Regions from separate parts of the Homo sapiens genome. Here region 2 is linked to region 1. The links are chromatin contacts, found by Hi-C or POLR2A ChIA-PET in ENCODE. All regions are on one chromosome and are shown on one strand. Each heading gives the region's core, a stretch centred on a gene start or an enhancer-like site at or near the end of the contact. The rest is flanking DNA. Distances are from core to core; before and after follow the strand shown.

Region 1 (5,065 bases), core at 1,790-4,289:
TGGGAACATAAACTATTTTCTGCCCTATGTGACGTACAAGAGTTGCCCCATCTCTTACTTTGGGTTGTTTTTCCCAACATGTGGGTATTTTCCCCAAACATATTCTCTGATCAGTTCTCAGCAGAAAACTTGAACTGTATCCTCTGCTGATCTCCAAGGCACTTGTGTGCACTCACTCTCCCTCTCTTTTGCTTTAGCTCTCACACTCTCTTTCACACATCTCTCTAAACTCTCTGATACTCTGCCCTACAGACTCAAGCCTCCCTGGATTCTCAGCTCTATTGCCCGAAGCAGGTTTTCTTTTTTTGCACTGTGATCTACAAATATCCATATAATAAGTTATGGCAATCATAGATCTCACCTTATTTCTTTCCCTCTCTTTCAGAAAACACTATCCTTTACTGACTCAGGTCCAATGCCTGAAAACCACCATTTCTTATATTTTGTCATTTAAAAAAATGGTTTTTAGCAGGAAGGTATATCTTGTTCCTCATGGCCAGAAGAGAAAGATCCAATGATTACTTTTATATTTTGTCCAAATATTACTATTGTTATCTATGGAAGTGTTAAGTCCTGAATTTTTTTCTAAATGAAGGCATTTTCTCTTAAAAATATATGAGGCATTCAATAATAGTATGCTTGGTATTTTTAACTGAAACTTTTTATTTGCCCTTTACTTGAAAGTATTTCTCCTTCAATATTTTTCATCTAAGAATTCCATCTTGCTTAGCCATTTCACTGGGTCAAAAGCCTTGGACATATTCTTAATCTCTATTTCTTATGCACAACACACATATAATTAATCCATGAATTCTCTGAGCTCTACTTTAATATATGTCACTAATTCGACTAATTGTTGCCAATTCTACCACTATACTAATAGATTAATATTATCTCTTACCTTGACTACTACATGGTTCTACCCTTGCTTCTCCATAGAGTGTTCTCCAAACATTTTGAGTAATTTTTTTTTTTGAGAGGAATAAACAAGTAAAGTCAGTCTTCTGCTCAAAATCATTTAATGATTACCGTGTCTTAAGATGATATATATGATTTAGCTCTTGGATACCTCTCTCTTCTTATTTCCTGTTATTCTCCCTTTGGTCATTCCATTTTGCCATATTTCTATCTTTTAAACATAAGAAACCTGGTCCACTTCAGTGACTGTAGATATTCTTAGACCTCAGTTCTTTAATCATAACCCTGTAGAAATATTGCCTCTTCGGAGAAGTGTTCCCTGACCATTCTCACTAAAATGGTACTTCTCATGTCTCTTCCTTCCTTCCTTTCTTTTCTTTTTCTTTCTTTCCTTCTTTCTTTCTTTTTTTCTTTCTCTCTTTCTCTCTCTCTCTTCTTTCTTTCTTACTTTTTCTTCTTTCTCTCTCTCTTTCTTTCTTTCATTTATTGATCACATGTCTTCTCAACAAGTATGTAAACTTCATGAAGACAGGAGTTTTGTTTTTAGTATTATGTTGTCCCTGGCACCTAGAGAAGTGTCTGGTACTTATCAATTACTTGAGTAAAAAAAAATCCGTGAATAGATCAGTTGAGTAGGGATTTGTCAAATACTTTCCATCTGAAATTTTCTTTTCTGTTCAAAAGTCACCCTACCCAAGAAGGTCTTTCTGACTGCCCTAACTGAAATACAATTATATGTCCCTTTTTCACCCTGTAACCTGCTTTGTTTTCTATAGACTATATCAAATAAAGTGTAGCTTAGGTACTAAATCGCTTGTTTGTTGACTATGTTCTCCACTAGAAAATGATCTCAATGAGGATAGGAACTTCTCTACCTTTTTCTACATGAGTGCTTTGGATAGTATCTGATCAGATACATTATAGGCAATTAATGCTTTTAGACTGTAGAGTGAACCAAAATGCTTAAAATTCTTTGAAGAATTGCACAAAACATTATTGGGATTTAAAACCTGGGAAATTTTCCTAATGATTATTTTATTGTACTTTTTAAGCTAACTGTTTTTCATATTTACCTATTCCAAATTTTTGGTTTTCTAGTTATTAGTGTCTGCTTTTGTCTTCATGAATATCTTATTTATATATTCTTTACATACAAATTCACTTCTTAAATAAATAGGCAAAAGTAAAATGCCCCAAGGGATGAAGAAATTATGATATGTAAATGTATAGAAATGATTTGTAGAAATTACAAATTGGTGTTTAAAATCATTTAATGATAATGAAAATGGTTAATGGTAAATTATATAGTCAATGAGTAATTCAGAGTCTGATATATTTTCCAAACACAAAAATCTTGAACAGCATTATAACCAATATTTATCTCTATTGTGTGATTTTAAAGACATCTTCATTATCTTCTTTATAATTTTCATATTGTCCAACTTTTCAATAATCAATATGTATGATTTTACAATCAGGAGAAATAAAGCAGTCACTGATTTTTCTAAAAATTTATAAAATGGAAAATGTAAAACAGCATTACCTCCATCGAGTTTTACTCTCTGAAAAATATTAATTTATCCTTAGACTATGTAATTTAAAAAACATAATAAAATAGAAACAAGTAAATTTCATTTGGATGCAAGGAAAAGTATTCTTGTTAATGATAAAACAATGTCATCCACTAAAATAACAAGGTTAAGGACTTAGAGGTATCAAATGGCCAGACAGATATAGATAATTTCTGAATGATAACTCACAGCTTTGGTTACTTTTCTTTGGTAAACATGATCATAGGCACAAAGGTTCTGGTGATTCGTGTGCTTTTTTTTTTTAATGAGTTTGTATTTTAGACTTTGTAGGTTGCTTTTCATACATTATCTCTTAAACTGTGAGAAAGGTATTTTTACCATTGATAGAGGCAGGAGACAGGCAAATGCCTAGGAAATAGGGAAGGGCCCCCGGGAGAACCTCTGACCTGCTCCGCAAGTATTCACACCAGATGTTTTTGTGCAGATAAAGGAACCAGTGCAGGGTCTTGCCTGGGCATGCCCACAATGAACCGGAGGCGAACATGCACTGGAGGAATGGGGTAGAGCCACCAGGAATTTGTGCTGTATACTGGGGAGGAGCCTGGCCTCATCAACTCCTGTGTGGTGGCCTGGAATTCAATTTGTGAGGTGGAAACCTGAGTGCAGGACTGCTCTTTTTGTTGAGAGCTTTCCTTTTGCTTAATAAATTCTGGGCCGGGCACTTTGGCTCACACCTGTAATCCTAGCACTTTGGGAAGCCAAGGCTGGCGGATCACCTGAGGTCTGTTAGGTCCATTTGTTCCAAGGTGTAGTTTAAATCTATTGTTTTTTTTTTTTGACTTTCTGTCTTGATAAACTGTTTAGTGCTTGGAGCCTTTGTTCATATTTTCTTATTCTTTTTTCTTTTCTTTCTTGTATTGGGTTAGTTCGAAGTCCTTGTCTTCAAACTCTGAATTTCTTCTACTTGTTCAATTCTATTGCTGAGACTTTCCAGAGCATTTTGCATTTCTAAAAGTGTGTCCACAGTGTCCTGAATTTTTTATTGTTTTTTTTCTTCAAACTATCTATTTCCATGAATATTTCTCCCTTCACTTCTTGTATAATTTTTTGGATTTCCTTGCATTGGGCTTTGCCTTTCTCTAGCCCCTCCCTGATTAGCTTAATAACTAAGCTTTGAATACTTTTTCAGGTAAATCAGGGATTTCTTCTTAGTTTGGATCCATTGCTGGTGAACCAGTGTGATTTTTGGGGGGTACTGAAAAGGCTTGTTTTGTCATATTACCAGGGTTGTTTTTCTGGTTCTTTTTTGAGGGAGGAGAGAGACCCTCTCATATTGTTTTATATTGTTTTATACTCAGTACCTGTTTTAAGAAAAACAACAAGGAAGTAAAACCAAAGACAGGCAGCCTGGCACCAGGCCTGAAACCAGGCCTGGGCCTGCCTCGCCTAAATCCAGTAGTTAAAAATCAATTCATAACTTAGAAACCGATGTTATTCATAGATTCCAGACATTGTATAGAAGAGCATTGTGAAACTCCCTGCCCTGTTCTGTTTCTCTCTGACCACCCGTGCATGCAGCCCCTGTCACGTACCGCCTGCTTGCTCAAATCAATCACGACCCTTTCATGTGAAATCTTTAGTGTTGTGAGCCCTTAAGAGGGACAGAAATTGAGCATTCGGGGAGCGCGGATTTTGAGGCAGTAGCTTGCCGATGCTCCCAGGTGAATAAAGCCCTTCCTTCCATAACTCGGTGCCTGAGAGGTTTTGTCTGCAGCTCGTCCTGCTACATTCTCATTTGGGTAAGCTCTGTCAGAGGGAAGGTCTAGGGCTGAAGTCTGTTGTTCAGACTCTTTTGTCCCATGGGGTATTCCCGTCATGTAGTACTCTCCCCCTTTTCCTATTAATGTGGCTTCCTATAAGCTGAACTGCAGTGATTGTTGTCTCTCCTCTGGGTCTAGCCACCCAGCAAATTTATGCAGCTCCAGGCTGGTACTGGGGGTTGTCTGCACAGAGTCCTGTGATGTGAACCATCTATGGGTCTCTCAGCTGTGGATACCAATGCCTGTTCCAGTGGAGGTGGCAGAGGGTGCAATGGACTCCATGAGAGTCCTTAGCTTTGGTGGCTTAATGCTCTATTTTTGTGCTGGTTGACCTCCTGCCAGGAGGTGGTGCTTTACAGAAAGCATCAGCTGCATAGTGTGGAGAGGGACCAATGGTGGGCGGGACCCTAGAACTCCCAAGATTATTTGCCCTTTGTCTTATATACCAGGGAGGATTATATACCAGGTTATATACCATGGGGGATATGGAAGGACCATCAGGTGACAGCAGGGCTAGGTGTGTCTGAGCTCAGACTCTTCTTGGGCGGGTCTTGCTGCGGCTGCTGTGGAGGATGGGGGTGAGATTCCCAGGTCACTGGAGTTGTGTATCTAGGAGGATTATGGCTGTCTCTGCTGAGTCATGCAGGTTGTCAGGTAAGTAGGGGAAAGCCAGCAGTCACAGGCCTCACCCAGCTCCCATGCAAACTGAAGGGCCGGTCTCACTCCCACCATGCCCCCACTGACAGCCCCGAGTCTGTTTCCAGGTGGAGGGCCAGAGGGGCTTGAAAAGTTGTC
Region 2 (5,065 bases), core at 1,527-4,026, 180 kb before region 1:
TGCAAATAGGAGATTTTTCATTCTTCTACTATGTGTATTTGTACTTTTGTGTTTTCTCCCATCTTCCCCTTTCACAGTGCACATTGCTTCTAACTTAGTCTCCTTTTCCTACCAGCTGACTATATGAATTCTTCTCACTTATCCAAGAATTTCATTCCTGAAATTATCTCATTTTTATACATCATCATTTTATTCTTTTATTATTTCCAACAACCCAAAATTATGTTACAGCAACTGTAATTTTAAAAAGCAAGCAGGCAACCAAATGGAAAAATTCCCTTGGCTTTTATTCTCCACCTGCTGCAACTTCATTTTTGTTTTTCTGTTCTTTTCACAGGGAAAGCTTCTTCAGACAGTTTTCTATACCAACTCTCTCCACTTGTCTATTCTTTCTTTATCCCACGTCAATCAAGTATTCCCACGCAACACTGAAACTGCTGTTGTCATAAATAATGGTCATCTTTGCAAGTCTAGTGGATTATTCTCTGTTCTCATCTTGACATAATTGTCTCTCCTTCATGATACACATTCTTCTGGAACTTACATTCCCTTGGTTTTACTTTGACTAGATTGATTGTATCTTCTTAGTCACCTTTATTGTAAATACCACTTACATTACTAGCTTTATATTATTCTGTTTTTTGGTTCATATTTTCACTAATGAAAATTATATATATATATGTTATATTTTTAAAAATATGTTATTTAAAAATGCCTCTCTAACATTAGAACAAACTCTATGGAGATAGAAAATGTCTTGGTCTTCTTCACTACCATAATGACAATACATAAAATAGTGTATAAAACATCTAAAACAGCATCCAACAAGTATTTTTTGAATGAATGAATTTTATTTTTAAGAATCTGGAGCTGAGGGCAAGGCTATCATCTATGTTGTTGGGGCCATTATACTTTCCCTGGTGACCATCCTCTGTGGCAGGTCTCTTAACCTCTGATGTGTATACAGAACATCTATTAGCTTAAGAACCAATGTTATTTGTCACCAGATTCTCTTTTCTTTGAATTTCTTTTTCTATAACTTTAAAAATGTTATCATTGATCATTCTAGCTAGCAATATCTGTAACCTCCTTCTCTGTATACTTCATGAATCTTTGTAAAGCAAAATAGCAAAAACTGTCTTTCTTGAATTATATTGCACATCATTTAGAACAATAAATTTTTAGTGTAGATACCATGTATCCCTCTCAAAATGTCACCACTTTTTATGGCTTGTCAAAGAGAATTGAAGTTGAAATGTAAAGCAATTTTTCAGGATTGAATATCTACATACAATGTACTCTAGATATCCATGTTTTAGGTAAATGAACAAAATATGATTTAAAAAATTATCTTCATTTCTGTACTTTGGACATATTCTGATGTTCTAAAGTCCATTTAAGATTCATTCTAGTTGGAAATTTGCACTGACCCTTTCCAATTTGTAGCAATAGAAGTCATGAATAAAAATAATTAAATTTTAATTATTTTTAAAATTATATGTCCTAATCCTTGTAGAAGAAATTTAATTAAAAGTCAAAGAAAAAGTAACTTACTATAAACATTTTCATCACTTTGAAAATTAAATTCTAGCATATTAGTCATGTGCATTAATTTGAAACAAATTTCACATCCTTGGAATAATAATTTTCATATATCCACACAGAGATTAGTAGTCAGAGGATCATTATCACTAAAGAAAAAATAAGATGCTGCTAAATTGGTCTCATCTGAATATTTTAATAGGTAATATTACAATTAAAAGCAAAGTATATTAAAATAGTAACAAGTGTTTCTGAATCATATTTACCTTTTGACTTATAAATACTTTTGTTTTGAAATAAACTACATATTGTACATCTTATTTATCATCAACATGATTAACCTGTAGTAGGGAAAACTCAATTCTTACGGAACAAATGTGGCAATAAGTAGAGATTTAAACCTGATTGTTCTTTTGTTGGAATCACTAAATAAAGTTTGTATTATAATATGAGAATATTTTGTTTTCAATGTATACATATAATAGTCTTATCCATTGAAATAAAAAATAGGTTTTTATGGAAATACAGGATTTCATAAGTAATTTAAATGTATTATAATTTATCTATACAGTGTGTATTGTCATTTACCATGAAAGATTATACATAAATTACTGTGATGAAGCTATTTTTCCATTGACATAAAATAAGATTTTAAAGCAATGAATGTGCCAGTTCTGTTCTAAGCACTTTAAATGGTTTAATTCATTCCTTGAAACAACCCTACAAAGTAGGCATTGTTATTATTTCATAATACAGATGGAGATTCCATAGATTGAAAATCAGACTTCGATAATTGAAAGGACTCACAAGACTTCAAAGAGCATCCTTGTATAAGGCTTTCAGTAAAGGTGAAGAACACAGTTGAGTAGGAGAAAGGGTTGAGGCAAATATTAGGGACCTGCTTATCAAAGTCCTTCTTATATGCACAGAACGTGCTTCATCTCCAGTTCGGGCTTCCGTTTGTGCAGTGAGCCTTGTTTTGGGAAAACTTCTTAAAAGCATTCTGGTGGAATCTTTTATGTCCTGTAGTTATGTAGCTAAGCCAAGGTGAGTAATCAGTAATAGGAGTTACCTGTGTTATTTTGGGAGGTATTTGGGGTTTACTTTGTGAGTGATGCACTTTGATGCCCACCTCCAATTCCATATCAAATTTCAGATTACGGGGTTCCTTTATTTTCCCATTATCTCAGGCTATATGCCAACTCTATTGGTTTTTACCAAAGAATTGGCAAGAGTCATTTTTGTTATTATCCAGTTCCTCTGGTGCCAGAAGAAACATGACTCATTTCTGCCTATTAAGCAGATTTATCTTTTTACCTCTTCACCTAAAGTAAGGTCACTAACACTTCAACAATGGGGTTGCTTTCTAGACTGAATTTTTATTGTGTTGGTCTTCCACCCTTGGGAACCATCTAAACTTCAGTTACTTGTTTGACACCCTTTGGCACCCTTGGAAACTTGTCATAGGGACAAGTTATGTCCTTACACAATTCCACAGGGAGACTTAATGTACATGTTCATTTGATGAGGAAATTATTTCCTTCATTTGCTTCCATGTAGGAATGATGGTATGACATAACCCACAACCATAGGTATCTCATATCTCAAAATAAATTTATATCCTATTGTAATAAAAACGATTTCAATTAAAGCCCCTATTACAATAACAAGCCAATGATAGTTTTCAAGCGATGCTTACCTTGAAGTTGAAATAGGCTACTTTCTAGTCCCAAATACCAGCAATGACCACTGGGTGTCAGTCAAGGGCTTTTGCCAAGTGCTTCAGTCAGCATGGCTGCTTTGACTGGACATTTCCAAAATCATTGGAACATGGAGGTAATGAAGTTACCATGTGCTTAGTAAGGTCACAAAGACCTGATTGTGCTAAGTTTCTTTGAAACTGTAAAAAAAATAAAAGAAGTGCTGTTGCTCAAATTCAGGTTATTTTTTTCTTGGTAATTTTGTGAATAGCAGTTGATAACATTTCTCAGATGTTGTATGTGAATTCTCTAGAAACCAAAGAACCTAATCAAACTTTATATTGCTTGCTTTGATTTTGGAGTTCACAGAGAAAATCATTTATTTTTTGTTTTATGAGGGATGCCCTAGTCTCCTCTGTTCAAGAGATATCAAGGAATTTCACCATTTTTCTGAGATATGTATTGTATGATAGTTAATCAGCCATCTTCTGGAATCATATGATTAACAAGCGTTTATAATGCAATTTTAGCTTAGCGTTGAGATTGATACATAAACAATATATCATTACTATCACAAATAGCAGCACTCTCCAATTGATTCAAATCTGTTTCATCTCATCAGGTACAGCAATAAGCAGGAGAATTTAAATATCTTTGCGAGAGCATGGTAAATGTGTATTTTTCCATCCATCTCACACGAATGCAAATTGGCTTTAAATTTCTTCATAAGTAGAAATGGAAAAGAAAGCATTAGTCAATTTGGTCACAGAATAATAGTGTCCCTTAGTTTGTTGTTCCGCTTGAATAGTTAATACGATACTGTGCACTACTCATGGCATGAGGGTTATTATTTATTATTTCTGTACTCTATAGTGAATCTCTGGGTTTCATCATTTCTTCCACAGGCTGTTAAACAAGGAAATTGTGGCTATTAATATACCTACATCTAAAACATTTTTAATTGAAAACAAAATTTCTTTATGTGCCTCAGGTATCCAAACCTAGTCTATTCTAATTGCTTTAAATTGGCCACTTGAATGGGCTTAGATAATTTTGAAATTTCCCATCTACTATGCTCCAGTAAAAAAGGATTAAAAACAGATTTGCAAGACAACCTTTTTCCTAATAACCTGGGTAAGATAAGAGTCCTGCATTCAGACATTAGATCCATTCTAACCACACATTCTGGCAGAGTGAGGCAACAACCTTACATAACTTTTGTTAATAAATGCCTATATTTTAGCCATACTTTTGTCTGCTGTTCCTTGGAGTTGCTCACCGTATCTCCCTAACTCAATTCTATTGCCTGTTAACTTTTCCTTAACGGGCTTTGTATGATGTTATATTGGACACCGGTGTCCAGAAAGCCAACTAAATTTCCTTCACCACCCTCGGGCCATTTTACTCACACCCATGGAAACAGCCTTGGATCCCTGGCTGGGGTGTTGAGTCAGGGGGCTCTGGCCCTCCTGTCATCCAGAGTCAGAATCTTCTCTTTTTCCCCATACAATTTTCATGGGCATTGACACTCAGGGGATTATGAATTTCTTTTGTACAATAATCAGATTCTTAAAAATTTATTGAGACTAAAATAAATTGAGCAAAACTGTCACAATTCCTTTATAGGTTGAAAAATTGATGGAGCAGCCAGACCACCTAATCTTTACATAGCAATTCATGACAATTTTAGTGTTTATAACATCTGTCTTTTCCTTATTAATGTTATTTTTAATCAACCTTCTGAACACTAGTATTCAGTTTAAATTTTCTCAGGACTTTTTTTTACCCCTTTTATCCATATTTCCTTTTCTTTTTATTAACCC

The links. A loop is a pair of places that touch in the nucleus more often than their neighbours do. ChIA-PET counts read pairs that join two places held with the same protein, here RNA polymerase II (POLR2A). Pooled maps may share reads with other maps.
Region 2: a loop to region 1 is called in a map of endothelial cell of umbilical vein, with 7 times the contacts of the local background. The contact joins two enhancer-like sites. A Hi-C loop is called at or near these places in 3 of 168 maps with a recorded cell type or tissue (Caco-2, Calu3 and endothelial cell of umbilical vein) and 1 of 50 pooled maps. POLR2A ChIA-PET finds 5 or more read pairs at or near these places in 1 of 52 experiments (MCF 10A).

Annotation. Positions count from the first base shown.
Region 1 is chr4:167,895,230-167,900,294 of GRCh38, reverse strand. No RefSeq gene overlaps it. Among named protein-coding and RNA genes, the nearest start is that of ANXA10, 190 kb to the left of the region's middle. RefSeq lists enhancers at 2,552-3,309, 2,272-3,471. Within about 2 kb of position 3,039, at least 5 of the 41 ENCODE cell types and tissues checked have a DNase peak (open chromatin) inside an H3K27ac peak, as active enhancers do.
Region 2 is chr4:168,075,447-168,080,511 of GRCh38, reverse strand. No RefSeq gene overlaps it. Among named protein-coding and RNA genes, the nearest start is that of ANXA10, 15 kb to the left of the region's middle. Within about 2 kb of position 2,776, at least 2 of the 41 ENCODE cell types and tissues checked have a DNase peak (open chromatin) inside an H3K27ac peak, as active enhancers do.